Regions from separate parts of the Mus musculus genome. Here regions 2 and 3 are each linked to region 1. A link is a loop called in an ENCODE intact Hi-C map of the cell type or tissue named here. Cell type or tissue: heart. All regions are shown on one strand. Each heading gives the region's core, and the rest is flanking DNA. Links, peaks and the distances in the headings are about the cores only.

What was found. Hi-C counts contacts between places; a loop is a spot of excess contacts. Peaks named below come from ENCODE experiments on the same cell type or tissue, not always from the same donor. Only the 100,000 strongest peaks of a DNase experiment are listed, where the experiment ranks them.
Region 2: a loop joins it to region 1, with 6 times the contacts of the local background. A loop is called at or near these places in 4 of 42 quality-filtered maps.
Region 3: a loop joins it to region 1, with 4 times the contacts of the local background. A loop is called at or near these places in 8 of 42 quality-filtered maps.

Annotation. Positions count from the first base shown.
Region 1 is chr3:19,309,299-19,319,413 of GRCm38, reverse strand. Pde7a (phosphodiesterase 7A) reads left to right here and starts at 8,092. Exons shown (of 13, transcript NM_001122759.2): 1 at 8,092-8,550. The coding sequence starts at 8,413. In heart, for the core only: no CTCF peak of the experiment used is centred there; DNase peaks (open chromatin) are centred at 8,033 and 8,723; H3K4me3 peaks cover 3,185 bases; H3K27ac peaks cover 2,471 bases.
Region 2 is chr3:19,158,116-19,169,046 of GRCm38, reverse strand. It overlaps Armc1 (armadillo repeat containing 1), which reads left to right and starts at 5,952. Exons shown (of 7, transcript NM_028840.3): 1 at 5,952-6,137. In heart, for the core only: CTCF peaks have their summits at 3,628 (motif pointing right) and 6,118; a DNase peak (open chromatin) is centred at 5,866; H3K4me3 peaks cover 2,383 bases; H3K27ac peaks cover 1,676 bases.
Region 3 is chr3:19,243,195-19,248,194 of GRCm38, reverse strand. Pde7a (phosphodiesterase 7A) reads left to right here. Exons shown (of 13, transcript NM_001122759.2): 4 at 4,994-5,000. Among named protein-coding and RNA genes, the nearest start is that of Mtfr1, 58 kb to the right of the region's middle. In heart, for the core only: a CTCF peak has its summit at 2,338 (motif pointing left); no DNase peak of the experiment used is centred there.

The sequences.
Region 1 (10,115 bases), core at 5,116-10,115:
TCCATTGCAGCAAAACCATTTTACATGTCTTCCAGCAGGGTCAAAGGTTTCTGGTACTTTCACATCCTTATCAACATCTGTTATTTCCTGTTGTATAGATAATTAGACTTTAAAATATCTGATAGCCACCCTACTGTAGAGGAAGTGACACCTCGCTGTGGGCTGTGGTTGGCATTTGCATCAGCCTAACTGCAAGCTGCATTCAGCGCCTTCCTATGTTCTCAGTGATACCCTCCTAAAATGTTTGCTTAGTCCTTCTTTCTGTTGTAATTGTTCGCTGACTTGCTTGTTTCTTTGGGAATTCTTGCTATATGCCCCAGGCTGGCTCACCCTCACAATTCTGCTGCCTCTGCTTCCCCAATGCTAGGATCACAGGTGTGCCCTACCACATCCATCCCTTTGCCTAGTTTTTAATTAAACTATTTGTCGTGGGGAAATTCATTAAAGCCTTTGTGTATTGTTTTAGACAAGAGAAAGTGTCTTGCTATGTAGCTCTAGGTTGGCCTCAAACTCATGATCACCTGCCTCACTCTTCACAGTACTGGACTCTAAGCATGTAGTACCATACCTGCCTGTTAATAAGCTTTCACCTTGAACATCATTTCATTTTTTGAAAGCAATAACCAGAATTACTAATTCTCACTTATTCCCAAGTGAAAAATTTACTATAAAGTTGGCTAAATTTGTATATCAAGTCTATTCTAAGAATTGTGAATATTAGTAATTCTTGCATTAGTTGATTTCTAAATTTTGTAAGAGTTGTTTTAATTGCATTTAACCAAATTCTTATCCTTGTGATTAAGATCAATTTTAATGTAAGTTTCAACAGTTAAAAATAAATTTTATTCTGCTAACATATAATTTATTTCATGGTCTTATAAAATGTTTATATTTAAGTTGTTTCCCTAGAAATAAAATTATTTTGAAATTTTAAAAGAGGTATTTCTTTTTTATTCATCAGTTTGAATGGTTTTAATTTTTTGAGCTAAGAATAAGATGCTGGAATGGATATAAACAGGTTATTTAGAAACTCTTACAGGTTTCTAACTTGAATAACTCTGGACATTAAAGAACTCTGTGACTGTTATGATTTAAACTTGAAAGGAGGATGGCGTTTGGACTGTTGGATCTTTATCTGTGCATATACACTATATAAATTTGCATAATGCAGCCTGAAAAACTTGAAGGCACCATCATCTCTCATCTCTCATCTCTCCTTCAGGATATTTAAAACTATTAGGAAGATTTCCTTGCTTCAGATTTCCATTTTGAAACCACTGTCTATAAAGCTATAGCCAGAGACATTTTAAAACATATATAAATTAGATATGAATGCCAGTTTGTTGCAAAGCACAGATGTAAATATTGCACTGGCTTTCCATTATAGTTCAGAAGAAAACACAAGTCCTCCAACAGGCCAACAAGGGCCTTCAGTGGCCTGAGCTTGCCTGCCTGCCCTGCTTCTGGATATTAGGCTCTCCCTATCTTGGAGCTACTTATGCACTAGACATCTGTACCGGGTCTCTCGTTCAGGAAAGGCCTCTTCCCAACCCTCAGGTCTTGTCTAACTCACTTCCTCATTCATAGAGGTCTGTGATAATGTGTCACCATTTAAGGAAAGCTTCCTTGGCCTCAGGGTCCTGCTTTCTGGTATACCTTTTGCTGTCATGGTACCAGCTATAGTTTGGATAAGTACCTTCCAAAAGCCAAGAGGGTTTTCAGCCTATGGTGCCATTGAGATGAGACAGACCACGTAGGAGTTCATTCTGAAACATGCCCTAGGAGGTTGGTCTGTGTCCTTTGCAAGTTTTTAACCCAAATCGGGAGAGCAGCTTCATATCATAGGATATGAAGCTCCTTTGCCACTGGCGCAACAATAGTCTAAACAACCATGGAATGAAAACAGCAAAACTGTAATCCACACAGATCTTTCCATTGTTCTCCTCGTAAGCTTCTCTATCATAGTCATGTGCTAGTGACAAAAAGCCGAGTAAATAAAGCCCCTAGTAACACCATGTCAAGTTATACAATCCCACACTTACTTACTTACACATGCCCCCATTACTATGTGATGTCATTCAGGCAGGGACCACTCTCTGGCTTATTTTAGATACCTAGGAGAATATCCAAACACTTGTGGCTATTTGGTAAATATCCATGGAAAATACAAATGTATAGAGAATCTGGGGATTGAAAAGGCACTTGAAGGTATTTTCTCCCCTCTCTTGCTGCTGTAATTGTGCTATAATTTTAAAAGGAAATCTCATACCTGCTTGAGAGCAAGTATCACAGTACATATGTAGAGGTCAGAGGACAACTTGTGGGAGTAGGTTGTTCTCTCTTCTACCATGTGTGTCCTGGGATTGAAATTAGGTCGTCAGGGTTGCTAGCAAGTGTCTTTACCTGTTGAGACATCTCTTTAGCCCCAAATGTCACCATTTTATATACAAGTGACCATTCAATTCAATGATACTTGTGATGAAAACTGTGTAACAGTCAGAGGACGTGCTTTCCAGTGCCCATGTCATCAGGGACTTTTGGTCATGTATATGAACACACACACACATGTACATATAATTTAAAAATAAAAAAGTTGATAAAAACTGCTTAGTAATCCATTTTTAGGTGCACTATAAAAGATCTGTTGTTCTAAGATTCATTCTTTTCAACATTTACATGGCCATTCATGGACAGTGAAGGAAAGGGCCGTCTGCTCTTCATGACTATTCTCCCAGAGATAGCAAGAGAGGAGCCTGTTTTTAGAAAGAGAATGTAAATATCACACAGTCGTTTCAATATTTATAACTAGAGAATAAAATTTGTGATCCCTTTCTGTCAGGTCTCCCAAATCCTTTAATTAAGCAGATGTGTTTTCTGCAGTGCCCTAAACAACAAAACAAAACAACTTTCCCATTTTAAAATCTTCCTATATTTTTAAAGGTTTTTTTCCTATTCTTTGAGAATTTCATATATGTCCCAATGTAATTTGATCTAATCAACTCCCCACTGTGTAAACGTTGCAGCTCTGCCGGGAAAGGCTTCTCCTACAGAAGTGTTACAGTTCTCTAGGGCTGCAGGAAAAGAGAAGGTTTCTCCACCTGAAGTGTTATGGCTCTGCTCTGGAAGGGACAGGTTTCCCCAGGAAAAGCTCTGCTCTGGTGAAAAAGTTACAGCTTTGGACAAAGAAGTATCCTGCCAAGCAGGAGCCAAGGAATGCCACAAAGTCACACTGCACAACCCGAGATCTATTGGAAGGGAAAAACCAAGGAGGGTGCTGCCTCTGCTCTGAGAAAAGCAGCAGGGAGCTGAACAGAGGTCACAGTTTATTTGGTATTTGGGTGGGGTGGGGGGGGGTGGGGGGGTGGGGGGGTGCTTTTCAGGGTGGGATTGTTGGGATTTTTGGGTTTCTGTGGCAAGTTCAGCTGTTTCTTGGCCCTAGTTTTGGGGTCAAGTGAGAATCTTTTGGCCCTTTTACCCCACACACCGTCCCCTCTCCAACTTCTTCTAGATCCCCCCATATTTTCCTCCCACTCCTTTTTTCTTTTTTCTCTTTACAAACTTGAGTCCAATTAGTAATGCCCAAATGCACATGAATGTAGGGCCAGGCCACAGAGCATAGATAACCTTTAAGAGGAGAGGCAACACCTCTTAAGAAAACTGACTCTCCTTCTTTAAGCAGCCATTATCTACCAATAACTATGAGCTAGCAGTGGGGCCTCATGAGCGCCCCCTACCTCAGACACACACACAGATGTAGGAATGTGGATTGGCTTGATTCCGTGCTGGTCTTGGACAGGCAGCCTCAGATGCTATGAGTTCATGTGTAGCAGCTCTGTCATGGGTAGGGGACAATTTTATATTTGGCACAGAGAAATGAATCTAGAAGAAGCTTAAAACCTGTTCTGACCCAGAATTAGAACTGAGTATCATTCCTGTATGTTTCCCAGATCTGCTATAACAAATGGCTAGAAGCTGGTTGCCAAAATAGCAGATGTTTAATTCTTCATTGTTATGAAAAGTATAAATCCAAAATTGAGTTGTTGCTCCCTCTGAATGTTCTAGAAGAGAATTTCCCCCTGGGGCTTATAGTAAGAGTTCAGTTATATTGGAAGCTGAGGCTGCCACTTGGCCATTCTGGACCATTCTGGACTCCTAGTTAACTCTCAGAGCCAGGAGGGGATGCTTATGTCATCTCCATAGCTACACAGCCAAAGAAGAAATGCAGGAGACTTTAGCACTGTGCTTGGTACTTGGTGTTCAGACTCTGTGGGTAAACTATAATACTTCCTATAATAGATTGCTCAGGGAAGGTTTGGTCCACTCATAAGGCAAGGAACCTTACCAGCTAAGACATTTCCTGAAGGCAAACTGAGTATGCAATGGTCATGATAGAGAGAGAGATGGCATTTATGAGTGATAGTCATCTGAACACTAGCACATGCAGTTACAAGGACAGACGACAAGAGGTATGAGTATTTTGACATAGATCTGTACATCTTAATCAATTATTTTCTACTTCTCTCTATCTCACTCTTCCAATACTGGTTAATGCTAGGTAGCCTTATACGCTAGTTTTTAAGTTTCAGAATATTAGGGAGGTTCTGTCATTTGCCACATGTAGGAATGAATGTAACTCAAAGACCTTATAATCTCTTTTGGATAGGGAATGATCTGGCTAGAGCTGTACAAGAGAAAGCTACATATTCCAGGAAGAAGTATGAAATGCTTAAGTGATCATGGATGTCAGGGTGACATGGATAGATCTGGAGTGATTCTGCCCTGATAATCAATTTTGCTAACTAGGTCTGCATTTCCCAGACGTTGCCTTCTTCCCCATCCCCCATGCCCCATTTTTATGGCTCTGGTTTCAGCTACCCATAGCAAAGACTTGCAAGATTTGAAAGGTGGATATGAAGTCATTATATGTGGAAGGTCTATAGAACATTGTAGACATTGTGCAAATGTCTTGTTCTGTCAACTTGCCTCATGGTAAGGAGTAGTACCCCAGGCCTGAAGCATCTCTATTCTCTGTGTCCAGGGCTAGCTCCTTAGCTAACAGCACGAGCATCTTCTGGGTCACTGGGGTGAGACACAGTGAGGAAACAACAAGGGTTCCAATTTTCTTCTCATAGATCACAACTTGTCCAAGCCTCTGACTTCTTTGCAGCTGCCTAGTGACTTCACACTCACTACCAGACATTGAAGCTGAAGGCTTTCATAAACCTCTTTACTAGGTCCCCTCCCTGCTGCCACTTTAGTGGCTTTTCTATAAGCCTGTAATCATTCCTTCCTAACCTTACCACACCAGCTTCTCCATCAGAAAGCCTGGTATAGTAACACATCTCTACAATAAATCCTTTTTGCACCACTTTTAGTGATTCTGCTTCTTTGATCCATATTCATACTTTGCTATTTCATAGCACTGTACTAAGTAACCATCTTCTTTGGGCAGTTTTAGAATCATCTTGTTTAAAATACACTGGACTATGTTATGTTCCATGGTCATGTTAAAGTGCTGTAAGTCTGTATATTCAGAGGACATTCTTGTTAAACATCCAAGTCTTGTGTATTCCACTACATTATAGTATAGTATAGTATAAAACATACTAGCATATAAAAGTATAAAAGCATCCTTTGTATGGATCTTGATTTTCTTTTCTATTTCTTTATTTTTTGTTGCTTTAGGTAAAGGGATTTCTTTCATTACTTAAGTTTAAAGTTTCTCTCTGTGGTGGTTCATTTTGTGCCATGTTGGTTAGGCTGTAACATCCAGTTGTTTGGCCCAACATAGGTCAAGATGCTGGCAACACTTAATCTCTAGATGTTAAGCAGATTACCCTCTTCAAAGTGGCTGGGCCTTGTCTATTCTGTTAAAGGGTTTAAGAGTGAAGATTTGCACTTTCTTTCTGAAGACTCCAGCATAGAAAGAAATCCTGCCTATCTTTTCAGCCTGGCAGTTTTCTCTTATCAGTTTCAGATCCCAGAATGCAAAGTCCACTATTACTGTCTGTCTGTCCATCTACTCTCTAGACATCAGCTTTAGCAATCTTGAGCCAATCTCTTGAAATCTCTCTTTAACATCTCCCCTCACCCTTTCTGGAGTTCCTCTGATGCACCCTAATGCCTTCCCAACAATACAGAAAACATAATACTGCATGCTATGGTGGAAGACATGGCTCTCAAGTCAGACCAGCGTTTACTAAGGAAGTGACTTAGTTTTGGAAAGGGACTGCTCATTTGTATAAATAAGATCAAATTACTATGTGTTGGGTAAAAATACTGTATATAAAATACCTGCCAGGGCTCTTGGCTCAAACAAGGACCCTGAAATAGACCTTACTGGAAATGTACTGTTTAGTTGCCTATTTAGTAGTGAGTCTTATTATTTAATTAATCAAATATTTGGATATTACTAAATGTGGTATATTTTACTCAATGAAATTTTACCAGTATCAACTTTGTGTAGAGGTACTCAAATTTGTTGTTGTTGTTTGAGATAGAATCTCACTATGTAGTCTGCCTGGTTTTGAACTCACTATGATACTTGAGCTTATCTTTAACTCTCAACTCTTCATCGTGTTGCCCTAGCTTTCCAAAGGCAGCGATTACAGGTTTGTACCACCATGTCCGTACATATCACTTGAGGTTAGTTCTTGAGATTTATCTGTCCTAGGTGTAGGGCAAGTTTGTTTCTAGGAATCTACTTCCAATTTAGTCAGCTGATAAACGACTTTCTGAAGACTAAGTGGCCCACAGTGCTCGGTGTAATCCCAAGTGAGATGCTTAACACATCTACTACAGGGACTAATTAGGATTTCAAAAGCAGTGAGATCAGTTGCTGCACTAAAAGAATCTCATTAGTGCTTCTTCATCTAGTGAAGGCAAATTCCATGACACAGAACGGATCGTAAAACATGATGAAGACCTGGCATGTAGAAAATACACAGGGGCACGAGGTTTAAATAATAAAAGAATACACCTTCCACCTTTGTCCGTTTATCTGATCATGTACACTCGGTACTCAATTTATAGCATCATTAAGCCCAGGCTCAGCACTGTACTTCTTCTAAGACCTGCCACCTTGCCAATCTTAAATAACTGGGAGACTAGATGCCCTGAGAAATGATCCAAATCTATTTTGCCAGGGGGCGGGGGTGGGGGTGGGGGTGTGGAGCTCGTTCATGCTAAAAGTATCTGATGCTCAAAGCATCAGAAACAGTCGGCTCCTGCAGAAAAGCTTTGGCAGTTTGGGGCAGAAACTTAAAAGAACAAGCAAATTATATCCTCACCTTACCAAAACAGGTGAAAAGCTCTCTTACATCCTAGCCAGCAAACACTAACAAAGAAGGGCGATGGTTGGCTAGGGGAACTTTTGGTCTCTTTGTCATCTTTGTCTTCCCAATATCGTCATTTCTCATTTTCTTGGTTGCAGAATTTCACTTTTCTCCATCCAAAGACCCTCCTTCTCGCTCGGGAGTTTTTGGTCTTTTTCTGCTCTGCAGGCCCCGAAAGTCTGGGGCCTCACTTGCCAAGGGAAGCCACTGGAACCTTGCCTAGGTAGGGCACGGACGGTGACATAGCGGGAGCACTGAGCCCCCGAGATCTGCTGGCGTCACCGCCGCAGCGGCCTCCCGCGACGCCCTAGTACGGGAATTCCACAGGGGACGCGCGCGGTGCCCCGACGGGCGGAGCACGGAGAGGGCGCCCGGTGCTCTGGGCATTTTGGATCTGTCGGACGAAACAGCGCCGATCCGGTAGGCCGAACAAACTCCGGGTCGGTGCGCCCGAGGATGCCCCACGTAACTCTCCTGCGCACGCGCCGCGGGTTGCGGGGAGGGAGCTGCGGGGAGGCGGGAGGGGCCGGGGGGGCGCGGGGCGCGGCGCGGCGCGGCGCGGCGCCTAGCGCAGCGGACGCGAGCAGCCCTGTCCGGACAGCCGGCGGGCTCCTGGGCGCGGCGGCGGCGCGGGGCGCGGGGCATGCGGCGCGGCGTCGTGACGTCACGGTGGCGGCGGCCGTGGTTGGCGCAGGGTCCGCTGCTGCAAAGTGTGAATTACGCCGGGCTCGCGCCGGCGGCGGAGCGGAGTGAGGCTCGGGGGAGGGGAGGGGGCAGGGCTCCGGCGGCCGAACTGCTCTACGCTCCGCGCCCGTGCTCGCGGCCCGGGCCAGCTCTCGCGCCGCGGAGCGCCTGGGCGGCGGGTTCCCCTTTAACGCCGCCCGCCCGGCTTCCCGAGCCCGCTGCAGCCCTTCCCGCCGCCAGCCGCGCGGAGGGCCGGGAGGCGTCGGCGGCCACTAGCGCCGCCCGCCCCGCGCGCGCCTCGGCCCCGGGTCCCCGCGGCGCGGCCCCCTCGTAGCGCAGGGGCGGGCGACCGCGGACTGGCGGGCGCCGCGCGGATCCAAGGCGGACGTGTTCAATGGAAGTATGCTACCAGCTGCCGGTGCTGCCCCTGGACAGGCCGGTCCCCCAGCACGTCCTCAGCCGCCGAGGAGCCATCAGCTTCAGCTCCAGCTCCGCGCTCTTCGGCTGCCCGCATCCCCGGCAGCTCTCGCAGGTAACCGCCGCCCCGGGGCCCGCAGCTCGGTGCTTTTGTCTTCTGGAGGGACTCGGGCCATTGTTCCCGCCTCGGTAGGCTGGCCTCCCCTTCCCGGAGTCTTTCACCCTCGGCTGTGCTCGGTGCCCCTGGCCTCTGCGACCCTCGCCGCGGCTAACCCGTCACGCCCGCTGGTAGCCCCAAGCCATGACTTTATCCTCCCCTCCTTTCTCTGTGTCTCCTACCAGTTGGGCCTCTTGTCCCCTTAGTCATGACCCTGAGCTCACCTTTTCGCCCCCCACCCCCTAGCCCTCCCCCACACCTGTGCAGGTTCTCGAGCCTTGCAGCGCTGCGGGTGCTGAGTTTCTCAGAACAATAGGCCTAGTGGTCCCATTGTGGTCCTCACCCGAACTGCGAACTGCTGCTTTGTAGGGAAGGGGCCTAGGTGTCAGGAACTAGTGTGCAAAGTTGATGGTTTCCAATCAGTTTTCTCGCTTGATAAAGGCGGCTTTAGTTCAGAAACCACTGATGAGCATTCACAAAGGACTTTGTTTCCGATGGCCCAACACCAGTTGCTGTTGAACATTAAAAAAAAAAAAATTTTTTTCTGTGACGTCCTTGGCTCAGCTCTTTAGTTGGGTTAAATTTGGTTGCCAGATTTAGAATAAAGAGGAAGAATTTTACTTTGTTTACATATGAACCTGGTGCCCTCATTGCCTGCTGCCAGAAGTTCTGTGTTTATGAGATTACTTTTGGGACGGGTACTGGAGGAGTGTGCTTACATTTGCTGGTCTAGACTCCAATCAGTGAGCCTCAGCCATTCATCCATCCATCCATCCATCCATTCATTCGTTTATTTGTGTGCTTGTTTATGGCAGGGCCTTTCTAAATTGTTCAGTCTTGCCTTTAACTCATGATCTTCCTGCTTCAGACTTCCAAGTACCAGGCCTGAGCCATTGCCCTAGGTCCCGTATTCATTTCGTAAAATAAAGTATTCTTATTTTTTTCTATTGCTTAGTATTTCTTTACCCTTTATAGCACACTGTTTCTCCCTTCAATTATATTGTATTATAAGAAAGGAAATTTTAAAGACAGTTAGAATGGACAGCATCTTTTAGAGATTTTGCTTATAGTAGATCGCCAGTAAATTCTATTTGTCATTTGCCTTTTTTTCTTTTTCCTTTTTGGCCTGCAAGATAGAGCAGGAGGTTCTGTGTGAGTTTCCTTTCAAAGAGTTCTTCTTTATTTAAGGTCAGACTCTTCTGATACAAGGTAGTATGCTAAAGAATTCAGTGTAAAATACTAAGTGGAATTTCAAATAATACTTTTGTTACTTTGAAGTGTAGTTTGTGAACTGTATTTTTTATTATTGCTTAACACGTTTTAAAGTTCCAGAATAATATCAAAATATATTAAAGCACTCAGGAGAAGGTTTTCAATAATAGTAATTAAAGGTCTTTAATGGAAGTAACTTTCATTTCTAAATACTGTTTTCTTCCTGAGATCAGCAGACATGACGAACACCCACTTTCACTTACATATAAATAGTAAGGCACACTTTATCTAAAGTTATGAAATATGTGTTA
Region 2 (10,931 bases), core at 3,533-8,532, 150 kb after region 1:
GAAAATTTGGCTGTGATTAACAAGAGACCAAAACCGTGAAAACGAAACTTTGCTTTCCTAGGTCAGCTGATACTGGCCATGTAGGACTAAGGAGTCAGCTGCAATTAAAGAGATCAGCATCACTTTGGCAAAAACCTCGGAGAAGTGTTTCCTCGGGGCCAGCACACAGGAGCTGGGATACAGAGGGGGCCAAAGTTGCTTCTCATTCTGGCAACCAAACTTGGTAATGTGTAAGAGCTACCCAAGTGGTGCTGGTTTTGAAGGCCTGAAAGGAGTCATGCAGAAAAGCTGAGGTTTTGACACTGTGGCAGGATCCTGAAGAGAGTCTAGAAGAGGACGTTAGTGAAGGTGCAGCCTCAGTGGCAGTAAAAGCCTCAGTATTGACCGGATCATGGAGCAGAGTTGAGGTGTGGCACTGTGAAGCAAGGTCAGAGTCCCCAAACAGAGCCCAGGAGAAGCTAGTGATAAATGTGCATCCCATTTGCAGTAGAGACAGCAGACTTTTGGAGAGGTCAGTATAATGTGACGGCCATCAGAGTGGAGCAAGCCTGAGCCTATGAGACAAACTGTGTGTACGGTATGTAGCAGACCTGGAGACATGGAACTCCCTAAGCCCTTTGGAGGCCAGAGGATCCTGAGTGGGTTCCAGAAGTTTCTCACGGAGCTTTTATACTGTTGGACTTTGGCTTTGTTTAGGTTCGATTGTGACTGTGCCCTGGTCATCCCCTCTTGGATTAGGAACTCAGTTAACTTATTTTGATTTTACAGGAACCTAGTTATGAACCTTTAGATATTTTAGAGAAACGTTGGAGTTTTAGAAATATTGGATTTTTAGAAAGATATTGAACATTTCAAAAAGAGTCCATATGTTTAGTGTCTGACTTTTTAAAGACTGTGGTGATTTTGAAGTTAGGATGTTTTATATATGATATTAATACCAATATATGAGATCCTGGGGATAGGCAAGAAAGGGAAGGATACTGTTAATAGTGTTGTATTGGTGTGTAAAGTTAACAAGGGGTTAATGGTCCTGTTTTTTTATTTTATTTTTCAGTGTGATATAAGCTAGAGTCACTTGGGATGGACCCTCAATTGAGAAAATGCCTCCATAAAATTGGCCTGTAGGAAAAATCTGTTAGGCATTTTCTTGATTAATGATTGATGTAGGAGGATCCAGCTACTACATGGGCAGTGCCTCCTCTGGGATGGTGGTCCTTGATTTTACATCCAAGTAGGCTAAGCAAACCATGATGAGGAAGCCAATAAGCAGGGCTCCTGCTTTGAGTTCCTTTGTTGATGGACTGTAGTGTAGCTTTGTAAACTGAAATAAACTTTTCCAAGTCAATTTTTGTCATGGTGTTTTATCACTGCAATAGAAACCCTAATTTAAATACTATGAGTAGAAAAAATGTGATCTCTCTGCCCCTGACTTCCAGGTGAGCCCTAGACAACTGTTGTTGTGTCTAACCTATCTGAATATCTAACTGTATTCTCTTCTAAGTTGCTTGTGCTCCTAAGATTTCCTCACAGTAGGAGGAAAGTAACTACACATTCCAGGGATCTGGAGCAGGACAAGCTTGCATCATCGGTGGCAAGCTGCCGAGCGATCTTCCTGGTCGAGCTGTTGGTTATTTGTCTCATAGTCTGATAGTCTTAGCCCACATTGGTGTAGAACTCACTAATAGTCAAGGAAATCATCTGGCCCAGCAATAAGTAAGTAAGTAAATAAATAAAAACAGATATTGTGATGGTTTGTATATGCTCGGCCCAGGGGGTGGCCCTACTAGAAGGTGTGGCCCTGGTGGAGTAGGTGTGTTACTGTGGGTGTAGGCTTTAAGACCCTTATCCTAGCTACCTAGAAGCCAGTATTCTGCTAGCAGCCTTCAGATGAAGATGTAGCACTCTTAGCTCCGCCTGCACCATGCCTGCTGGGACGCTGCCATGCTTCCGCCTTGATGATAATGGGCTAATCCTCTGAACCTATAAGCCAGTCCCAATTAAATGCTGTCCTTATAAGAGCTGCTTTGGTCATGGTATCTGTTCACAGCAGCAAAACCCTAACTAAGATAGATATACACATATAAAAGCATGAAACTAGATACTTACCTTTCACACTGCATAAAAATCCACTCTGAACAGATCAAAGACATTAATGCAAGATCCAAGACTTTGAAACTGTTAGAAGAAAAGTAAAGCAAAAGATATCCAAAAAAAGCATAGACAAGGGCTTTCTAATAGGATTACAGTTGCTTAGGAAATAATTTCAATAACTGACAAATGGGACCTCATGAAATTGAAAGGCTCCTATGATGCAAAGGAAATACTTAATAAAGAACATCCTGGATTAATATCCAGACAATACAATAACTAAAAAACTGAACAAGAATAACTCACAACACACAAACTTTATATGTCCCAGTACAGGGGAACGCCAGGGCCAAAAAAATGAGAATGGGTGGGTAGGGAAGTGGGGGGGGGGTATGGGGGACTTTTGGGATAGCATTGGAAATGTCATTGAGGAAAATATGTAATAAATAAAAAAAAAAGAATAACTCACACTTACTTACTAAATGGGCTAATCGAAGTCAGCAGTCTACAAAAATTGTATACAGAAGAGACCTGATCAATATGTGAGAAATGTAAATCAAAACAAATTTGAGATTCTATTGTACCAATCAGAAGGTCAGAGAACTAATCCTGGCAAGGATGTGAATGAAAGGGAACTCATATTCATAGCTGTTGTCCTGTAAACTAGTCTGGCATCCATGGAAATTGGTACAGAAGTTTCCAATAAACTATAAATCAATCAAAGAGACATTTGCACATTACTGTTTAATACAGCACTATTCATGATTGTTAAATGATGGCACCAAGTCACCTGGATGAAGAAACTGTGGCATGTACATAGAATGGGATCTTTTTCGCCACAAAGGATTAAGTTATGATTTTTTTTTTTTTTGAGACAGGGTTTCTTTGTGTAGCCCTGGCTGTCCTGGAACTCACTTTGAAGACCAGGCTGGCCTCAAACTCAGAAATCCACCTGCCTCTGCCTCCGGAGTGCTGGGATTAAAGGCAAGCGCCACCACTGCCCGGCTCAAAGGATTAAGTTATATTGTTTGTAGGAAAATACACATACCTGGAGACAATCATATTACATTAATTAAGCCAGTCTCAGGAAGATAAATCTCATATTTTCTTTCATTTGTAGTTCCTATGGCTGTTGACTAGTCTTGTGTCAACTTGTTTCACACACTAACAGAGTCATGTGAAAGTAGGAAACCTTAATTGAGAAACATGCCTCCTTTAAGACTCAGTTAGTGATTGATGGGGGCAGGCCCAGCCCACTGAGAGTAGCTCCACCGTTGGGCTCGTGGTCCTGGGTTCTATAAGAAGGCCTAGTGAGCAGCACCCCTTCGTGGTCTCTGCATTAGCTCCTGCCTCCAAGATCTTCCCTGTTTGAGTTCTTGTCCTGTTTTCCTACAGTAATGAAAATCCTTTCCTCCCAAAGTTGCTCTTTGGTCCTGGTGTTTCACTGCAGCAATAGAAACCCTAACTAAGACACTAGACATTTTTTTTTTTAAAGATTTATTTATTTATGTAAATACACTGTAGCTGTCTTCAGACACTCCAGAAGAGGGCGCCAGATCTTGTTATGGATGGTTGTGAGCCACCATGTGGTTGCTGGGAATTGAACTCAGGATCTTTGGAAGAGCAGTCAGTGCTCTTAACCGCTGAGCCATCTCTCTAGCCCCAAGACACTAGATTTTATATAATCACATAAAATCATGAATGTATACAGAACATGAAAGAGAACATTAAAGTAGAAGTGAAATTGGGAAGGGTAACTAAATGGGAGATAGAAGAAATGGGTGGGAGGATATAATCTGTACCTGTAAGAAAATTAAAAACAAGATTAAAATTTCAAAATTGAAAAAGGATTATCTGATATCAAAATGCCAGAAGGACAGCAGGTTGTGGGGTTTTTTTTTTGTTCTTTTTTTTCACTTTGAACCATAGCTAAGATTGTCTCTGGCACAGAGTGTGTATTCAAAAGACGATTGTTAAATAAAACTACAGAGATCTGAATATTGTCTTAAGCAACAGTGGTTGAGAAACTTTACGTACCAGCCTGTCCTGTGGCTAGACCCAAGCAACGATTGATAATGGTAGGTAGCACAACTTCACAGGTGTCAAGTTCAGACACTTTTAAACTAGAAATGTGAATCCATAAAGACTTAAAAGACTTCCCTGAGGCTTGTAATCCATTCACAGGAGTTTAGGAAGCACTAATTAATGTTTTGTTAAGGCTACCTTTGCTTTTTAGCTTCAGCCATCTTTTCTTGGTAATGGCATTTTGCACAAAGTTTAGACTTTGCAGAGCTTTAATGGCATCAGTGTGAATACATTAAATTTCAGATGGTGAATTTTCAATAGGTAAAGACATATTTTCACCGACTGGCTCAAAATAACCTGTCATTACTTACTAATTCTGAAAATACTATATGTCTTTTCTTAATAGGCAGATTAACATTAGCAAAAACAGCGAATTTTCCTTTCTGGATTACTGAGTCACCTTTTATTAGAATATTGGGCAAGTCTTCACTTACTCAGCCAGATAGGTTGTGCTGTACTGGGTATGCCCCTTGGACTTAGTATATTTACTTTTTTTTTTTTTTTTTCCTGCTTTCTACATTCACTGTTTTTAATTTAGGCTCAATGTTCTCTTACCACTAATCCCTGTCTTGGCTTTGTGAATAAAGCACACAGACTGGCTTTTGCCTGTAGGTGAGATGGTTATTTAGAGTCTTGTTCTTGTTTTCTACCAAGCTTTACTTTGGACTTGTTTTCATTTTGGGTTTTAATAATAAGATAACCAAGAGCACGGGAACATTAAGAAACTCAAGAGATGGACTCTTTTGTTCTTCTTCTTCTTCTTCTTTTTTTTTCTTTTTAAGTCAAGGTTTCTGTGAAGCTTTAGTTAGCCTAAACTGGGCTTGAACTTGAAATGGTCTGCCTTCAGCCTTTACCTACTTAGTGCTCAGATTCCGCCGTGGCGGTCTGGTTTATAAATTCACTTACAAAATATTGGAGATAATAGCGTAGAATACAGTCCGGTGTGGTGTCTTCCACATCCTTTCCAAATTAAAGCCCTTTCAAATTCCTTGTAACAAGAATAACAACAAAGTCCCTGTAACTTTAATGTATGAGCAACACGTCAGAATAAGATTGTAGAAACGAAGATCAAAAAGGAGTGTGGATGGATGTATTATTTTCAGATTAGCCTGCGAGACTTGGATAACAATTTCAGAAATACTTTGGAAAATAAAACGTACCTAGAGCAACTCCTCGGTAACTAGTATCGATAAAACAAGTATGTCTTTACTTTGATAAATAGAAAACAGCATTAACAAAACTTCATGATGAACTGGAGAACTCTCTTAACACAAGTCTCTGACAAGAGAAAAGACAAAATTCTTTTCAATGTCAAATCACTTAGGCCAACCCAACAAAAGCACTTCGCATCCCTCGCTTTGCTAGAAAGCAGCACTGAAAAGAAATGAACGAAATCCAGAGAGGCCAAACAGTGTCGACGTTCATAGTAAAAACTACAAAAAAACGTCCGAAGATTCTGGGTAAAGACGCACAGACGTGGATGAAGGGTTACAGGTTGTTTTATCAGACCTGGAAGACTTGCTGAAGATAAACTATTCTGTTCGCGTGTCTGCACACAGAAGCAGAAGCCCTTCCTGCCGCGGGAACCCTGGGAATTGTAGTCGCGGAGCCACGATGGCTGTAAATTTGTTTAGCACTCCGTGGACGGCGAGCCCTTGGTTCCAATTCAGTGTTCTGGGTCCTCATAGGTCCGGTCTAGCTCACCAATGAGCTACTAGGTTTGAGAACATCCCGCCTCTGGTTGGGTGTCCTTCCTCACGTTGCTTCATTTTCAGCCAATGGGATAATAAAGCCAGCAGAGGTGACAGGGTCACCGCGGAGCCTGCAGCTCCTCCGCCGCCAGCGACTCAGCCCTGTGGTTCTTTGAGTCGGGCCGTGGCTCGGGGTCTTCGCCGCCCGTTGTCCGCCGTGGTGGGTGCGGCTCTGATGCTGCGGCAGGCTCCGGACGCCCGGAGCTCTGGAGGGTACGTAGCCGGGGCCGAGGTGGGGCCGAGGGGCCGCTGCTGCGCGGGCCGGCCGCTGCGCCCGCCTCCTGCCGGCATCCCGCGGGCTGCCTCGGACGGCTCCGGACGTGCTCTTCTCTCCTCTTCCTTCTGACCAGCCAGCCCGCCCTACGAGTAGCGGGTGTCCATGTCGCGGCGTTCTTTCTGTAAATCTGCGAGCCTCTGCGCGCAGGCCTCCATTCAAGAGAAACTCGTGTACACAGGTGGTGGGCATTTGTGCACTTAGCTGCTCCTTTGGTGATACTGTCTCCTCAGCGCTTGCAGTAGAAGTTTCCCACTGGGTTAGTTCTGTGCTTGCATGGTACTTGCCAGACATTTTACTGTCTTGCCTTTTTTTTTTCCCACCCTGTTACCCGCTCAAAACTGCTACCTGAAGAAACTGAGGCTTGGAGACGGTAATTCAATTCCAAAAGAGTTACAGTTATAATTGCAAGGAGAAGCCAGATCGGGTCTCGGCGTTTGATAGTGGTAGTTGCTTTTCAACCCGGCTTAATCATTAAGGATTTAGGATAAGTGTGTGCCCGCAGCAGCTCTTAGCACGTGAGGGCTAAATACTTCTATTAACTAAGTGGTGATTCTTAGCTATAAGAAAAGGAATACCTTTCTGACATCTGCCCAGACACTGATGTCTCGCGTGTCTCTAACTCCGTGCTTCAAGACTTCTTGCCCGTTGGCATCCTCATCTGGAAGCTGGTTGGACATCTCAGATTCCCAGACCCACTTACACCCACTGAGCTTGAACTTACTTTTGGCAAGGTCCCTTAGGTGATCGCAGTGTCCTTAAAGTTTGCGAAGGGTTCTGTTTGTCAACATAGAGCCAAGGAAGAGAAAATAAGTTTGGGTCGTGATGGTATGCCTTTAATCCCTGCTTTGGTAGCTATTGGCAGGCAGATCCCTCCTAGTTTCAGGCTCATCTCAACTACATAGGTCAGCCAGAGCTAAGTAAGGAGAAGAAAAAGTAAAGGCATACGTCCTATGCACTGTGACCTCTACTCAGACTGAGATACAGAAAAATGAGAACAAAGCTTTTGTCATTTGCACGACGTTTCCCTTTTCAGAAAATGAATGTGTCTCTTGAGAGTTTTAACTTAGCCGTCCCAACTCTTAAAGTAGACATCAATGTTAACTGTTTCATAATTGTCTTGTAATTGACACCAGGTGCGGGCTTTGGAAGTAAAAGAGCAAATTAAGACAAAGGGGATGCTGATTTACTGTTGCTGGCTAGTTAGATTAAAAGAACCTTGTGCTCTTTATATTCAGTTTGGCAAGGTCTGTGTAAGCCCCACCCCCAGTTTCTTCCATTTGTCGTGAAGATCTTCCCGTTAGTTTTTTGTTGTTTTTTGTTTGTTTGTTTGTTTTTTGTTTGTTTTGGAAGGAAGGGTAGAATTGCTGCTACTCCCAGTTTTCCCAGTTTATTCATTTGGTTATTTGATAATAAAGCTGAAACAAACTGCCAGACTCACTTATCCTAATTCCCAATAGTTAAAGATAGTGTTTCAGAGAGTTTTAGTTTTTAGTGTTTTAATAATAATTAAAAAATATTTTCTATGACTGTTTTGACTGCATATATGTCTGTGCACATGCCTGGGGCCAGAAGGAGGGCATCAGATCCCCTGGAACTGGAGGTAGAGTTGTAAGCTGCTTTCTGGGTGCTGGGACTTGATGCCTGGTCTTCTGGAAGGTCAGTCACTATTCCTAACTGTCCAGCCATCTCTAGCCCCACTTTCAGTGCTGTGTTCAGAGGCATTCATTTATACAGCAGTGTAAAGTTTCAGGCTCTTGTTTGCACCAGAAATTATTTGATGTGCATAGGTCTTGGGTCTTGCCTTCAGAAACACCTACTCATTTGGATAGGCCCAAGGAAATTGTATTGTTTGACGCTGTCAGGTCCACGCTTCTTGACATTAGTGCTTTTGATGGAAAATGCAACTAGCAAACAGATGAACAAGCACACTTGTGTTTGTGCTAATGTGGTGTTCATTACAGAAGGAAAAGGGTTTCCATTTGTTTTGTTTTAACCTTTTATTTGCTTGTGGTTCATTAGCTACTATAAATGTGCTCAGGACAGCATTTCAGGTTATTTAAAAATTATTGTCTCTCTTTGCTGTGTGCATGTGTGTTGTGTGTGTGCACACACTTGTGTCTGTGTCTGTATGAATGCTGTGGAGGCTGGAGATCAACTTTGAGTATATTCCTCCATCTCTTACTCAGCCTTCCTTTTTGAGGCAGGGTCTTTGCGGAACCTGGAGGAGCTAAGCTGGCTCACCGGTGCTCTGCCTTCTACCTGCCTCTCTAGCTCCAGCACTGGGATCACCAGATGTGTAAAACCAAGTGCTTGCTTTTGTTGTTTTATACTGGGGCTTGGGATTCAAGTGCAGGCCCTTGTGCTTGCTCAGTCAGCACTACCCACTCAGTCATCTCCACAACGGTCAGTCTGTGCATGTGTGCACATAGGGTGCACGTCTGTGCATGTGTGTGGAGGCCAAGGGGCTTCCTCAGGCTCCCTCCAGGTTACTCTTCGAGATGGGGCTGTCAGTGAGCCTCCAAGGATCCACCTGGGTGTTTCTCTCTAGCTAGGACCGCATGCAGCACTGCATCCAGCCTCACATTGGTGTTGGAAATGCAAACTCAGTTTTCGTTGCATAGCAGGTTCTTTATCAAGAGAACTATCTTTCCAGCCCTAAAATTATTGTTTTAGTGTGGTACAGAATAAATAAATTTTTACATTAGCATACAAAGTAATGGATTCCATGATGATATCTTCATACATATTGTATGTTGCTCTCATTAATTCCTTTCCTACATTTATTTTGATTTCTGCTAAATTTGGAATAGAGAAGTGTGGAGAAAATTCCTGCAGTAATCACATATAACTAGTTTTCCAGCCTGTGAAGGAAAATATTTCTCTTAAACAATTTAAGTTGATAGTTAATTTAAGTTGATAGCTAACAAAGAATATTTAGTATATAAATTGGGCTTCAAGTTCTATCTTAAAAAAGATTAATTTTTAATTATATGTATTTACATATGTGCTCATGGAGGCCAAAAGAGGGTATCAGATACCCTGGGAATGGAGTTACAGATGGTTGTGAGCAACAAACATGGAAGTTTAGAGCTGAACTTGGGTCCTCTGCAAGAGCACTTTGTGCTTTTAACCACTCGCCATCTCTTCATCTCCAAGTTCTACCTTTTAGCGGTAACCCCCTGATATCCTGTCACTCCAGAAGCAGGTAGAGAATATTGGGTGTCTTTGTCCCAGCGTCCTGCCTTGCGCCCCTCCCTCCTGTTTTTCTTTTATTGAATGCATTTATGGCACTAGGGAATGAAATTAGGGTCTCATCCCCAGGCCAGTTGCTGTCTTCCTGTTTTGACAGGCGTGGTCATGCACTCATGCAATCTCAGCACTCAGGGAGCTTTAGCAGAGTGGGAGGTTAGCTCGGGCTGTGCACTGAGACCTTGTATCACAAATCAAAGTAAGGTAAAATAAAAATTGGTTATGTGAGCTCAGCAATCTGCAGCTAAAACATTGATTATTTGAAAAGGTTCAGCCACATAGTCAAAAAGGGGTGTCTGTAACCTGATGCCATCCAGATACTAAAATAAAATGAACTTCTGACATTGAATAGCCTTGCTTTGAAGTTTTATGTTAAACCTGTCATTTGGAGAGCAAATCCGAGAACTCCTGCCTGCTTTTCTTACCTCGTTTAAAAGTTGTCATTGCTGTGCCATTTGACCTACAACTCTCCTTGTTTTGGTGTTGAGTTTCTGACCCTTCCCTAGGTAGACCCCAGTGTGAGCCCTTATCAGCAGGGTGTGAGGACTGGAAACTTTAAGATATTTTGACTGCACGTCATTCTAAAGGAAGGAGAAGATTATATATAACATTTAAGGGATGATCTCCATTGAGTAGTTATTGAAGGATGACAGATAAAAACAGAGTGTTACAGTGTCAAAGCCTGGACACTGTGAAAAAGCCACTGTTTGCTGTGTTTGGCTTTGTTGTAGTGTGTGTGTATGTGTGTGTGTGTGTGTGTGTGTGTGTGTGTGTGTGAGCATGCATTCATTTACTGTATCTAGGTTTATGTACATATTGGTGCATGTATGCCACCATGTGCGGAGGGTGGAGGTCAGAGACAAGTTGTGGGGTTGGTTCTCTTGTTCCTCTGTTTGGGTTCCAGATGTGGGACTTAGTTGTCAGCTTTGGCAGCGAGTGCCTGTACCATGGTCTCCCAGATTGCTTGGTTGAGGCACAGATTAGAGAGAAGCCCTTTTTTATTGTTTCTTTCTCTCTCTCCCTTGCTTTCCTTCCCTGTCTTTGGAATTGAACTCGGAAACTAAGTAAGGTGTGCTAGGCAGTGCTCTGCCACTTAGCTTGTTCCTTGAACAAAGTCTTCATTTTGAGTCAGGGTCTCAGTCAGTCACCCAGGGAGCCTTGAACTTGAGCTCTTCCTGCCTCAGTGTCTGAGGCAGCTTGCATTGCAGGTAGGCCACAGGGCTTGGCAAGGGTGGTCTCCTTTGCTCTTCTCCTTTGCTTTAGGAGATTTCACAGTTTGCTGTGCATCTCTCCTCACCCCCTCCCCACAGAGGAGTAAGAAAAACCCAGGCTGTCAGCTCACCACTTTGCCTTGAGGCATTTTTTTTTTTTTTTTTTAGGCCTAGAAAGGTCCTAGGAGGGAAAAGTCCTGGCAGTGTTACAGTTTGAAAAGGGGAGCAAAGGTTACAAGCTTGTACGTAAAGACCGTGCTTATTGGAACC
Region 3 (5,000 bases), core at 1-5,000, 66 kb after region 1:
CTGTTTCAAAGACAGCATTCCTTGAATTCATGGAGCTATCACTAGAAACAGCTGACAAGATGGCACAGTTGGTAAAGGTACTTGTCACCAAGGTGAGTTCAGTATCCAGGACCCACATGGTGGGTGGAAGGAGAGAGCCAACTTCTGCAAGTGTGGTACATGGAAGCATGGCACAGTGAAAATGAAGAGTCATGTCTTATATGAAATACTGTCTGCCTTTGTTCACAAAGCATTTCACTAAAAGAAAAGTGGGCCAGTGTCATGGATCAGTAGGTGAAGGTGATTGTGGCCAAGCATGAAGACTTAGGTTCAATTGTCAGTATCCACATGGTGGAAGGAGGGAATCAACTCCTGCAAGCTGTAGTCCGACATGATCATGTACGTATATGTACACACACACACACAACATCATTTTCCCCTGCCAGTGACCCGAGTTCCTACTCCTATTGGTGGCAGTTCCCTTACCAACTGGTTCTTGTGGAGATGCCATGTTGATGCATAGGGAAATGCTAGTTTCCAGAATGTTCTCAGATTCCTGCATTTAAGAACTGTTGGTTTTCATTGCTTTGTCCCAGACTTGGAAGAAGCCAGTATTCTAGATGTCTTTGATAACTTTGTTGCATAAACTATGCAGGCTGGTATGAATTGGACCTTAATCTTAATCCAATTTAAAGGTCATTGCTCTTTTGGACTCTATGGAACTGGTGGAGTTGAACTTGGCCCTGATGTGATTTTGCAGCTGCTCTTTGAAGGAGTGTGCGCTGCTGAAGCCGGCACTTGCTTCCCATCCTCTCCCAGCTGGCTCATAGGGAACTGGAAAGTTCACACCTTTGAGCCCAGCACTTGGGAGGCAGAGCCAGGTTAAGCTCTGTGACTTTTAGACCAGCCTGTGTCCACAGAGAGCGTTCTAGGATAGCCAGTGCTATACAAAGAAACCCTGTATTGAATTTTTTTTTAAAAAAGAAAAGAAAAAGGAAGAGTTTTAAAGAGTTTTGAATCTCTTACTTAATCATCAAATCATCAGACTGAACAGTAATTCTGTGAACCAGGATTATACGAATTGCTTAAGGGGAAAGTACTGATGATACATTTCATTCTTATTGCAGTGAGTCATTTATTATTCATAGTGAAGCTTTTACTACATACATTTAAAGTTCTGTCAAACTATTTTGAAATCATGTCAATATACAGTTAGTTCTGAAGTACTTTCATATGCAGTGGTTTTCAGTATTAAATATGTAACCATAAAAATGAAATCTACTCTTAAAAGTTAAAAGTATAAGGTTATGTTTTTAAAATATTTAATGTTTATAATTATCATTTTATTTGTTTTTTTGTTTGTTTGTTTGTTTGTTTGTTTGTTTGTTTTTGATGCAGGGTTTCTCTGTGTAGCCCTGGCTGTCCTGGAACTCACTCTGTAGATCAGGCTGGCCTCGAACTCAGAAATCCACCTGGCTCTGCCTCCCAAGTGCTGGGATTAAAGGCGTGCGCCACCACACCTGGCCCTTATAATTATCATTTTATTACACATATAATATATACTTTATAAGTTTATTGAGTGCTTGCTTCTTTCCCCCAAACTGTACAGAGATTGTATGCTGTCTCATTTGCTCTCTGCCTTCAGTCCTCAGGAGCCAGCTTTACAGATAAAGAACTGAGGATCATTCAGTAATCTGCTTTATGTTACAAAGCTGGTGACAGAGCAGGAGTTCCACCCAGCCTTTACCCACTCTGCCATTCTGTATCCATTCTCAGCACAGGCAGCTGAATAACATTGCTCACAGAAGCCTGGAACAGTGCTTCTCTATGTGTCAGTATATTCTGAGATATGCTAAGACTAAAAATTCTTCTTTAAAAAAACCCCAAAGAACAAAAAGACTTGTCCCATAGATGTATGATAACTAGAATTACTCTTTTTTAAATGACTTTTAGATATGGCTTTCACTCTTTTTTGTTGTTGTTGTAAGAAAACTAGGGACAAAAAAGAAAAATTAGGAGCCGGGTGTGGTGGTGCACGCCTTTAATCCCAGCACTCGGGAGGCAGAGGCAGTTGGATTTCTGAGTTCGAGGCCAGCCTGGTCTACAGAGTGAGTTCCAGGACAGCCAGGGCTACACAGAGAAACCCTGTCTCAAAAAAAAAAAAAAAAAAGAAGAAGAAGAAGAAGAATTACAATACAGAAACTATTTAGAATTTTTTTATTCAGTCTTTGTTCAGCATAAAATTGGCTAAGCTAGAGCTAAAACCTTAAAGTACTTAATTATAAACATGAAAATCTGAGCAGTAATTTTCCATAGTAATTCTTTGTGTACAGAGGCAGTGATTGCAGGGTGCCCCCTTGTGGATTCCTGTGGCGGTGACTGTCTCCTTCAGGACCTTTCTGATGGAGCAGCTGTGCCCAACTGTGTGTGGCTTGGGTAGCAGGGAAGCACCTGCAGGAGAGATGGGAACCTGCTGTTCAGTGTAGCCCTCTCCAGCCTCTTTCTTCTCTTAGCTTGTATTTCTTCTTTATTTTCTACTTTGATGAAGGAAAAATACATATATTTTTAAAAATCACCAGCTCTTCTCCACTTTCTTTTCTGGTCCAGAAATACGGAAAAAGGATACCTGGACACAGTGCCCTTGCTCTTTAGCTTTGGTGATACTGATTGGTCTATGGCTATGCCATGGGGCCATGGTACTCTCTGATAATAACATGAGCTTTTGTATGCCTCCAGCTTTCTAAGCTGTATCAGCAAGTAAATAGTCCAAGCTTGATGACGGCTGACAAGTCTGGTCTGTTGTCTCTTGTGCTGTGAGATGAGTAATGACTCGCTTTATGTCACAGGATGAGCTCATCGGAGTATTGGTAATAGAGTTGGGTTTTTGTGTAATTTGGCCAGAGGATGAGCTTTTTAGTAATTATCTAAATGAAGGGTACTGGCTTCTTTTCCATTTCCAAATGCCTCCGCTTTCATATATTCCTAAATGCTATAATTCATTCAGCCTGGTGTCTCCCTGTACAGTGGCATAGGCTTAACTAGGTTGAAAGAAATGCTGTGGGCAGCCTTCCAAACTTAACCCTTAGTTTTTGCCCCTGAAGATGTCTCTATTGGAGTTTTCAGTGTAAGGACTTTGCTTCTACAGAGACAGGTATGAGAGAGACAGACAGACAGACAGACAGAGATAAGGGACAGAGGGTTATCAAGTGTGAAGAAAATACACATTTCCAACATTGTCACAGCAATGGATGTTTTATTGTTGATTTATAGTTCCCAACCCCTTTATTAGATTGTATTTTGGAAGCTCTTCCAGGACAATTCTGAAAAACCTTTTTCTCCAGCAAGGCCTGTATCAGATACTATTTTTCACGTGCCCTATTTCTGCGGAGTGAGGGAGTCAGGCTGTGAAGAAGGATTTACACATAAAACTTATTATTGCAGGATTCTTTATGAGAAAAATAGGAATTAGAAAAAGTTGAGTAGCTACCACTTTCTATGCACATGAACAATTGCTGTCACACACACTACAAAGTTTATAGTCTTCCTGCTTCTTTCTCCAGCAGATGGGAACAAATACAGAGGCCCACGTCAGGCAGTATGCAGAGAGTGAGGGACCTTGAAACACTCTGTCTGGAAAGAAAACATGACGATTGAAAGGACACACACCTAAGCACAGGTCTGCTCAAGTGTCCACACACATTACTGTTTAATTTCAGACAGAGAAGGACAGTTTCCTAATAGAAACTTTTCTTGTCAAATCTCAGTAATACACACATGCTACTGATTGCTGAAGGTCATCGTCTGATTGTGGTACTGAACAAAGTGCCTTGGAAAGAAAGGAAGGAAAGAGGGAAGGGAGAAGGAAGGAATGGAAAGGGGAAAAAAAAAAAGGCAGGAGGGCAGGCAGGTCGGCCAACCGGCTGGCCGACTGAAAGATAAATAAGAAAGTAGAGGAATTGAAAAGTTCAACCAGCAGGACCCAGGGACAAGTGTTGCTCAGGAGGGCGTTCAGAAGGCCTGAAGCTGAGTAACTTAGGAACTGTCAACTAGTGCAAGGAATGAACCATGGAGCTGATGTGCAGAGCTGAATAACAAAACGTGTCCTTTGATGCTTAAAGGAGCTGGATTATTCTAAGAGTAGAGGGAAAAAAACAGTTGTTAGGCTCATTGAAGGACACACTGTTTCCAGTGAAGAGCCACAGTGCCCAGAGTTTTCCTCTTTAGACAAATATGTGTTTATAGCCTTTAGAACCATTTATGTATATGTGTATATATATACATACATACATACATATACATGTATATGTATATATAATTAAATTATCTTTAAAATACTTTAAACTATCTCATTAGGATTTAAGATATGTTGTTACTGTAGTTGTTAATATCATCTATGTGACTGGGATTTGGCTTCTCAGTCATTTGAAACTATAATTTGTGTGTGTGTGTGTGTGTGTGTTTGTGTGTGTGTGTGTGTGTGTGTGTGTGTGTGTGTTTGCTTCCAATTTTTATATAGTGTGTTGAAACAGCGAAATGAGTAGTAGTAGTTAATGGAAATTAAGCTTTAAAGCTGAGTCTAAGCCCAGACGCTCTCATGGCTCTAGCACCTGTCAAAACTGGCCTTTACTCTTCTCTAATTCTTCACTTCAAAATAGGAAAAAGCCACCTCCCCATAGAAAGAACTGCTCGTGGAAATTATGAATTTTAAACAATGCCTCAGAGGTTAAAAGCACTGGCTGCCCTTCGAGAAGACTTGGGTTTGATTCCCAGCATCCCACACAACGGCTCACAACCATCCTTAACTCCAGTCCTAGGAAATCCAGTGTTCTTCTGGCCTCTCCCATCACTGCACACACTAGGTGCACACATGCAGACAAGGACCCATACACAGAAAATGAAGGAAAAATTTCAAGTGCTTGTATACACCTTAAGTGCTTGCATGGAACTTGGGGGTGTTTCAGAGGCAGCCTTCTTGGGGTCTGCCAGGTTTTCATGGTTACTCCCTTTCTTTCAGCTCAATC